Regions from separate parts of the Homo sapiens genome. Here region 1 is linked to region 2. Evidence: read pairs that join two places in POLR2A ChIA-PET (ENCODE). Cell type or tissue: MCF 10A. All regions are shown on one strand. Links, peaks and the distances in the headings refer to the core of each region. The heading gives the core; the rest is flanking DNA. Region 1 overlaps NDUFC2-KCTD14 (NDUFC2-KCTD14 readthrough). Region 2 overlaps ALG8 (ALG8 alpha-1,3-glucosyltransferase).

Evidence for each region. ChIA-PET counts read pairs that join two places held together with the same protein. Peaks named below come from ENCODE experiments on the same cell type or tissue, not always from the same donor. Only the 100,000 strongest peaks of a DNase experiment are listed, where the experiment ranks them.
Region 1: POLR2A ChIA-PET joins it to region 2 with 5 read pairs; 5 of 35 experiments call an interaction of 5 or more read pairs at or near these places.

The regions. Positions count from the first base shown.
Region 1 is chr11:78,049,500-78,053,889 of GRCh38, reverse strand. The region is part of intron 1 of NDUFC2-KCTD14 (NDUFC2-KCTD14 readthrough); the gene reads left to right. Among named protein-coding and RNA genes, the nearest start is that of THRSP, 12 kb to the left of the region's middle. In MCF 10A, for the core only: no CTCF peak of the experiment used is centred there; a DNase peak (open chromatin) is centred at 2,149.
Region 2 is chr11:78,112,672-78,117,011 of GRCh38, reverse strand. It overlaps ALG8 (ALG8 alpha-1,3-glucosyltransferase), which reads left to right. Exons shown (of 13, transcript NM_024079.5): 6 at 2,620-2,746; 7 at 3,023-3,126; 8 at 4,242-4,340. Among named protein-coding and RNA genes, the nearest start is that of ALG8, 25 kb to the left of the region's middle. In MCF 10A, for the core only: no CTCF peak of the experiment used is centred there; no DNase peak of the experiment used is centred there.

The sequences.
Region 1 (4,390 bases), core at 96-4,095, 63 kb after region 2:
GATCACTTGAGTCTGGGAGGTTGAGACTGCTGTGAGCTATGATCACGCCACTGCACTCAGCCTGGGCGACAGTGTGAGACTTTGTCTCTTAAGAAAAAAAAGAACAAGCTGGATGCGGTGGCTTACGCCTGTCATCCCAGCACTTTAGGAGGCCGAGGCGGGCAGATCACCTGAGGTCGGGAGTTCGCGACCAACATGGAGAAACCCCGTCTCTACTAAAAATACAAAATTAGCTGGGCGTGGTGGCGCATGCCTGTAATCCCAGCTACTCGGGAGGCTGAGGCAGAAGAATCGCCTGAACCTGGGAGGCCGAGGTTGCAGTGAGCCGAGATCGTGCCATTACACTCCAGCCTTGGCAACAAGAGCGAAACTCCATCTCAAAAAAAAAAAAAGAGAAGAAAAACAGGAGCCTTATTTTCATGATCTGCCCCACTCCTGTCCCCAGGCACTCAACCCCTGTTGTGTGCTTCAACCCTCTGCTTTGTCCCTCAGGGGAGTTCTTGTATTGGGAGCCCACTATGTGCCAACACTCTGCTGGGCCTGGGGATATAACAGGACATGAGGTAGGCATGGTCCCTGCACTCAGGGCAGCTTATAACTAGTTGGAAGAGAGCAATGACCAACAATGCACAGATCAATATGGTTAACATCACATTGTGACTTGTACTAGGAAGAAAATAAGGTAACGAGGCCAGGTGCAGTGGCTCACACCCAGCACAGGTGGATCACTTGAGGTCAGGAGTTCGAGACCAGCCCGGTCAACATGGTGAAACCCCATCTCTACTAAAAATACACACACAAAAAAAATTAGCTGTGCATCGTGGTGGGCGCCTGGAATCCCAGCTACTCGGGAGGCTGAGGCAGGGGAATCACTTGAACCCGGTAGAGGTTACAATGAGCTGAGATTGCACCACTGCACTCCAGCCTGGGCGACAGAGCAAGACTCCATCTCAAAAAAAAAAAAAAAAGAAGAAGAAGAAGAAAAGAAGGTAACAAACCTTACTACTCACTGTTATCTGCAGACCAGCCCCATCCATCAAGTTACCCCAGAGCTCATCATGAATGCAGATTCTCAGGCCCCAGCCAGGACCTACTGAATTGGAACTGCATTTCAACAAGATCCTCTGAAGATGCCCAATTCCAAACATGGTTATTATGCCCAGGAAGAAGAAACAGCTGTGCTAAGACCTGAATGTTCTCAGCTTTTGGAAGATCTGCTATCCAGGTAGAGGGAAGAGCAAGTGCTACTGATCACAAAATATTCTCCTTAAAGATACAACTGGCCAGCACAGTGGCTCACGCCTGTAATCCCAACACTTTGAGAGGCTGAGGCGGGCAGATCACTTGAGGCCAGGAGTTCAAGACCAGCCTGGCCAACATGGTGAAACCCCGTCTCTACTAAAAATCCAAAAATTAGCCTGGCATGGTGGCACGCACCTGTAATCCCAGTTACTTGGGAGGCTGAGGCAAGAGAATTGCTTGAACCAGGGAGGCAGAGGTTGCAGTGAGTTGAGATCGCACCACTGAATTCCAGCCTGGGCAACAGAGTGAGACTCCATCTCAAAAAACAAAACAAAACAAAACAAAAAAAAACTGGCCGGCACAGTGGCTCACGCCTGTAATCTCAGCACTTTGGGAGGCCAAGGCAGGAGGATTGCTTGAGCCCAGGAGTTTGAGACCAGCCTGGGCAACATAGTGAGACTTTGCCTCTACAAAAAAAAAATTTGAGCCAGGCGCAGTGGCTTATGCCTGTAATCCCAACACTTTGAGAGGCTGAGGCAGGTGGATCACTTGAGTCCAGGAGTTCAAGACGAGCCTGCGCAACATGGTGAAACCCTGTCTCTACAAAAAATACAAAAATTAACTGAGGGTGGAGGTGCATGCCTGTAGTCCCAGCTACTTGGGAGGCTGAAGTAGGAGAATTGCTTGAGCCCGGGAGGTGGAGGCTGCAGTGAGCTGAGATTGCACTACTGCACTCCAGCCTGGGCGACAGAGCAAGACTTGTCTCAAATAATAATAATAATAATAAAATAAAAATTAGCCTGGCATGGTGGCACTCGCCTGTAGTCTCAGCTACCCAGGAACCTGAGGTGGGAGGATTGCTTGAGCCCAGGAGGTTGAGGCTTCAGTGAGTCATGATTTTGCCACTGCATTCCAGCCTGGATGACAGAGTGAAACCTTGTCTCAAAAAAATAAATAAAAAATAAAAGGACAGAACTAACTTGGACATGATCTTAAGCAAGTCAGTCTGCCTTTGTAGGCCTCAGTCTCCTATCTGGAAAGTGCAGGATCTTCCAAGCTGAAAAAACACAGTTCCTCTGAATGGAGGGTTTTGAGGCATGATGAGCCAAACAACCAGCTAAGGAAAGCTATTTATTTGAGGGAGTGGTGGGGCCCCTTCTCTGGAGTCCTTAAGTCATGCTAAGAGGCCCAGACCTTTCCTGCTTACTCTGGAATATCTCTGCTGTTCGGAGAATCTGCTGCGAACTCTACTGTTACAAAGGCACCTTATGAAGGGCTGACCAGAGTGGACCAGGAGCAGGGGCAGGTCTTCCCGTCCAGCCCCACCCCCAACTTCCCCCCTGTCACACCCCTCCCCCAGTTCTGGGAAAACACAGCCCTTCCTCTAGCTGATGCAACTAGCCCTGGGGGCCAGCCTAAGGCCTTCTAGGTTTGCTGAGAGGTAGAGAGAGGGGCGATGTCAACAAAGCACCCCCTCATCAGCCAATCTCAAATGTCTGAGTTGTCAGAACTCCAAGGCTCCACAGTAATCCAGCAACCCAACCCCTACAATTCACCAATGAGGAAACTGAGACTCCAACTTATATTTCCAGTCATGCTTTGTTCCTTCCCCTGGGAGGACTTCTTCCCGGCCTTCCCATTCTTCCTGGCCTTCTGGGGCTCCAGCCCTCAATCCACAGGTATCATGTACTATAAGGCTTTGGACTCCAAAATTCTGCGACTAGACTCATACCAAAACATGTCTCTCTCTCTCTTTCCTATCTGGGAGCCCCTGGAGGGCAAGAACCAGGTCTTATTTTTATTTTTTTTTAGAGACAGGGGTCTCGCTATGCTGTCTGGGTTGGTCTTGAACTCTTGATCTCAAGCAATCCTCCCGCCTCGGCCTCCCAAAGTGCTAGGATTACAGGAGTGAGCCACTGTGCTCAGCCTAAGAACCAAGCCTTGACTCTTCATTTTGACTACTATACCCAAGGAGCTTAGGAAAGTGTCCTTAGTTTGCTGACTGAAAGGATGAATGAATGAAGACTGTGGGGTCTGTCTACCCGTGGTGTGCTTCTCTCCTGCCTCCATTTTCTCAACCAATAGATTTTTGCTGAGTTTTCCCCAAGGAAGTGCTGGCCACAGAGGGCGCTCAGCAGGGAGGCTGCCATTGCCAACCCCTGGACTCCAGCAAGCTCAGCTACCTCCTTCTGCCACGGCCAGGCCCTGTCAGAGGAGCTCCGGAGTCTCCCTCCCTCGGGCCAGCTCTTGGTCTGCCTACAGTGCTGGCCCCCAGTCTGGGACCCAGGCCAGAGTCCAGGAAGTGTTTGAGGACCCACTCCCCGCTCTGCACAGGTGCTGCGAGGGGGCTTTGCTAGAGAAGGAGGAGACATGCGTCAAGATCCACGAGTTCATCCACAAAACTCAGCCAGTGAACGCCATTCTTCCCGGCCTTCTGAGGTTCCAGCTCTGAATCCACCTGCTGCCATCCTTTGGGGGTGTCTTCCCCTTTTCCCCTTTCCAGCCAGGTTCACAGTGACGGGCTCCCATTCTGGCATCTCCATGATGCCTCCCTTCACAACCAATCCTTCTGCAGTACAAGAAGAACCCCCCATCCATCCCTCACTCAAACACCTTCCGTGACTGTTACAGTAGATAGCTGGTCAGACATGAGCAGGGCAGGAGAGGCCCCACCTCTCAACCAGGAAAGTCAGGTGACCATCAGGTGAGGGTCAAGTGGTTGTTAAGCTGTTACGCTAAAATAATAATTGGTTGCATCTGGCATCAGGGACCGGCAGTCTCCCAGTAGATAAGAAAAACCTGAAACTGGTAATAAGATCTCAGGAACTGGGCAAGTAGGCCCCCACATGCATACTAAGAGGCAAAATGGTGGAGTTTAACTGGTAAATGACCTCCTAGGGACGTTTGACTGGTAAGGGAAGAATGCCTTGAGTGAGCAGTGCACAACTCCAGGAAACACACTGCGCATGCTCCCCTCCCAAGCACTAGCAGGCCTCTGCACATGCCGGTAGCCAGCCCCAAGGGAAGAATAGGGGGAGAAGGGACACAAGACCCCAGAAGTTTGCCAATGTATAAATCCCCAAGTCAAAAGGTTAAACAGTGCACTTGGCTTGGCTTTCAAGTCATTGGCTTGACCCTCTTCCAAGTG
Region 2 (4,340 bases), core at 341-4,340:
TGAATATTTGTTGGATGCTTATTGAACAAATAAAATTTGACTATGGAATCAGCTAGACCTTACCCAGATCTTAAATAAGTTATAAAATTGAAGAGAGACCTAGAAGCATTCCCACTCTTTTTTGTTATTACTCCTAAAGCTACCAATTCTAGACCGCACCTGATGAGAGAAGGAAACTGGCCTTTCATGGTCCCTGTGGCAGTTTCCCCTGCAGAACATCAGGACTGTTATCTCATTTAATCCTTCCGAAATTCCTGTGAGGTGGATAGATTTCAGACTTTCTTTTTTTTTGAAGACAACGTCATGCTGTGTCACCCAGGCTGGAGAATGCAGTGGTGGAGTCACAGCACACTGTAACCTCAACCTCCTGGGCTCAAACAGTCCTCCTGCCTCAGCCTCCAGTTAGCTGGGACCACAGGTGCACACCACCACTCCCGGCTAATTTTTTGTATTTTTACTAGAGACGGGGTTTCGCCATGTTAGCCAAGATGGTCTGGATCTCCTGACTTCGTGATCCACCCACTTCAGCCTCTCAAAGTGCTGGGATTACAGGTGTCAGCCACCCCACCCAGCCAAATTCTTACTATAACTTCTTAGTTATAGTAAGCTGGTTTTGTTTTGTTTGTTTGTTTGTTTGTTTTGGAGATAGCATCTTGCATTGTCACCCAGGCTGGAGTGCAGTGGCGCGATCTCAGCTCACTGCAACCTCCACCTCACTGCAACCTCCACCTCACGTGATTCTCGTGTCTCAGCCTCCCAAGTAGCTGGGATTACAGGCACCCACCACCATGCCTGGCTAATTTTTTGTATTTTTAGTAGAGACAGGGTTTCACTATGTTGGCCAGGCTGGTCTCAAACTCCTGACCTCAAGTGATCCACCCGCCTCGGTCTCCCAAAGTGCTGGGATTATAGGCATGAGCCACCACGCCTGGCCTTTGTTTGTTCTTTTTACATCAGAATACCTTTAGTTTTCCTAAGTAGTGTTTGTATCAAGTGCAGTGACTGGTGCCTTCAGCCTGATAGTGCTATATAAGTTACCTAATCTACAATATAAAATTCAATTGATTTTTTTGGTAGCATAGCATCCTATATATTTGTTCATGTTCTCATTCCCAGCCCTTCTTTGGAAATCAACTCCAGCTATTCTGAAACTGTGAGGGGTGAAGGTAATTTAATTCTCTGGGCTCTAATTCCTAAAGGAGAGTTTGCAGTATGTTATTACTGATGACATGTAGGATATGATCTCAGCATAAGGCTTAGTATGTGATAAATCTTTGTTGGAATAGTGAATTTATGAACACATTAGACTCAGTATAAAAGCTAGCTGGGCTGGTCGCAGTGGCTCATGCCTGTAATCCCAGCACTTTGGGAGGCTGAGACAGGTGGATCAGTTGAGGCCAGGAGTTTGAGACCAGCCTGGCCAACATGGTGAAACCCCATCTCTACTAAAAATACAAAAAAATTAGCCAGGCGTGGTGGTGGGCACTTGTAATCCCAGCTACTTGGGAGGCTGAGGCAGGAGAATTACTTGAACCCGGAAAGTGGAGGTTGCAGTAAACGAGACCGTGCCATTGCACTCCAGCCTGGGCAACAAGAACAAAACTCCGTCTCAAAAAAAAAGCTAGCTGGAATCACTTGCCTATGTTTTCCTTATACTGGTTATAGAATATTTACCTTGGGCCAAGCATGGCGGTTCACGCCTGTAATCCCAGCACTTTGGGAGGCCGAGGCAGGTGGATCACCTGAGGTCAGGAGTTTGAGACCAGCCTGGCCAACATGGTGAAACCCTGTCTCTACTAAAAAATACAAAAATTAGCCGGGTGTGTTGGCACACGCCTGTAGTCCCAGCTACTCGGGAGGCTGAGACAGGAGAATTGCTTGAACCGAGGAGGCGGAGGCTGCAGTGAGTCAGGATTGTGCCACTGCACTTCAGCCTGGGTAAGACAGAGGGAGACTCCATCTCAAATAAAATAAAATAAAATAAAAATTTAAAAAAGTAGGTATTGTTTATTTTTGTTATTTATTTATTCATTTTGGAGACAGGGTCTCACTCTGTCACCCAAGTTGGAGTGCAGTGTCGTCATCATGGCTCATTGCAGCCTCCACCTCCTGGGCTAAAGCAGATTCTCTCACCTCAGCCTCCAGAGTAGCTGGTGCTACAGGTGCAAGCCATCACGCCTAGCTAATTTTTTTTATTTTTTATTTTTTTGTAGAGACAGGGCCTCCCTATTTTGTCCAGGCTGGTCTTGAACTCCTGGGGTCAAGCAATCCTTCCACGTCGGCTTACCAAAGTGCTGGGATTGCAGGTGTGAGTCACCACACTTAGCCTAATTTTAGTTTTTTAAATAACCTTTTTGTAGGATAATTTTAGCTTTCCAGAAAAGTTGTAGAAATAGTACAGAGAGTTCCTATATATCCCTCACCCATTTTCCCCCATTACCACCTTACATAACCATGGTACATTCATCAAGACTAAGAAAGCAATATTGATGCATTTGAATTTCACCCGTTTTTCCTTTAATGTCCTTGTTCTGTTCCAGGATTCAATCTAGAATACCACATTATTGCATTTCATTTACCCTGAATTTTAAAGTGATATTTCCCTTTTAAATCTCCTAGAAAAGGCATATGGAAGGAGCATTTCTCTTTGCTGTTCTCCTACATTTCAAGCATATCTACCTCTATGTAGCACCAGCTTATGGTGTATATCTGCTGCGATCCTACTGTTTCACTGCAAATAAACCAGGCAAGTTTTGGTAATAATAGCAAAAACATTTTCGATTTTTCCCTTACTGTGTTGACTTGGTGGCTTGCTTGATAAGAAGGTTTTATGAAGCACAGCAGATATCTCAGCTGCTAATCCTGTAAGCCCTTTACCCATTCTCGCTTTTCTCTGCTCTTGCCACATCATGAATAGATTGGTATACTATTGTGGGATACTTCTAGTTTTAGCACATGATATAGGTTATGGTTAATGTTCCTTTCCATCTTCCTGGTTACTGATAATGTTCCTTTTCTGTAGATGGGTCTATTCGATGGAAGAGTTTCAGCTTTGTTCGTGTTATTTCCCTGGGACTGGTTGTTTTCTTAGTTTCTGCTCTTTCATTGGGTCCTTTCCTGGCCTTGGTAAGCCTTTTTTTTTTTTTTTTTCAATTAATACATGTTCTTTGTTGGTGTTTAGAAAACCTAATAAAGCCAGGAATATGTAAAATAAGTAAAAGCTACTTTTTTCTTACTCCTTACCCAACGTGACTCCCCAAAGATAGGGCAGTATTCCTTTTTTTTTTTTGTTTTTGTTTAAGATGGAGTCTCACTGTGTCGCCCAGGCTGGAATGCAGTGGCGTGATCTCGGCTCACTGCAACCTCCACCTCCTGGATTCAAGCGATTCTCCTGTCTCAGCCTCCTGAGTAGGTGGGATTACAGGCACATGCCACCATGCCTGGCTAATTTTTGTATTTTTAGTAGAGACAGGGTTTCAACATGTTGGTCAGGCTGGACTCGAACTTCTGACCTCAGGTGATCCACCTGCCTCAGCCTCCCAACGTGCTGGGATTAAAGGCATGAGCCACCGCTCTTGGCCCGATAAGGTAGTATTCTTTCAGACATTTTTGTGCACATTCAAATATGTATATATATATACATGTATATGTTTAACTGTACATTACACATACACAAACACAGAATTGATCTTCATTATTTGTGTATTCTGTACTTGTAAGTTTACTTACTTGATAAAATGTATTTGTAACAAAATCAATAATTTTGCAGTCTTACATGGACAGCAGACATTCTAAAGTGCATAGAATTTAACAGATGTTCAGATGTTTTCTTTCTTCCTCTTCTTCCCTGCCCTGAAATCAACTAATTAATTTTAATTCTTACTAAAACTGAAACGCGTCACATCTTTTGTAGTTTCCCAGCTCTCCCCTTCACCCTAGTAGACATGGATAAGCTGCAGTCTGTGTTCTGCTTTGTAGCTTGTAAATTCTTCTGTTATTATAATAGTATGGACGGGTATTCAGAGTATTTTTATGTATATTGTCCCACTGGACAGTGGACAAAGTGAGACCAAAAGAAGGTTCTGTGAACTTACATTGTGGTGAGCATATAACCACTTACTTACTAGAACCCAGACCCCATAACTTTCTACACACTATACCATAGAGAGTTCCCTAGTTCTCTTTTTGAATTTGAAAAAGATTGATGACTGTTTAATCAGTTTCATTTCTCTTTTCAACAGAATCAGCTGCCTCAAGTCTTTTCCCGACTCTTTCCTTTCAAGAGGGGCCTCTGTCATGCATATTGGGCTCCAAACTTCTGGGCTTTGTACAATGCTTTG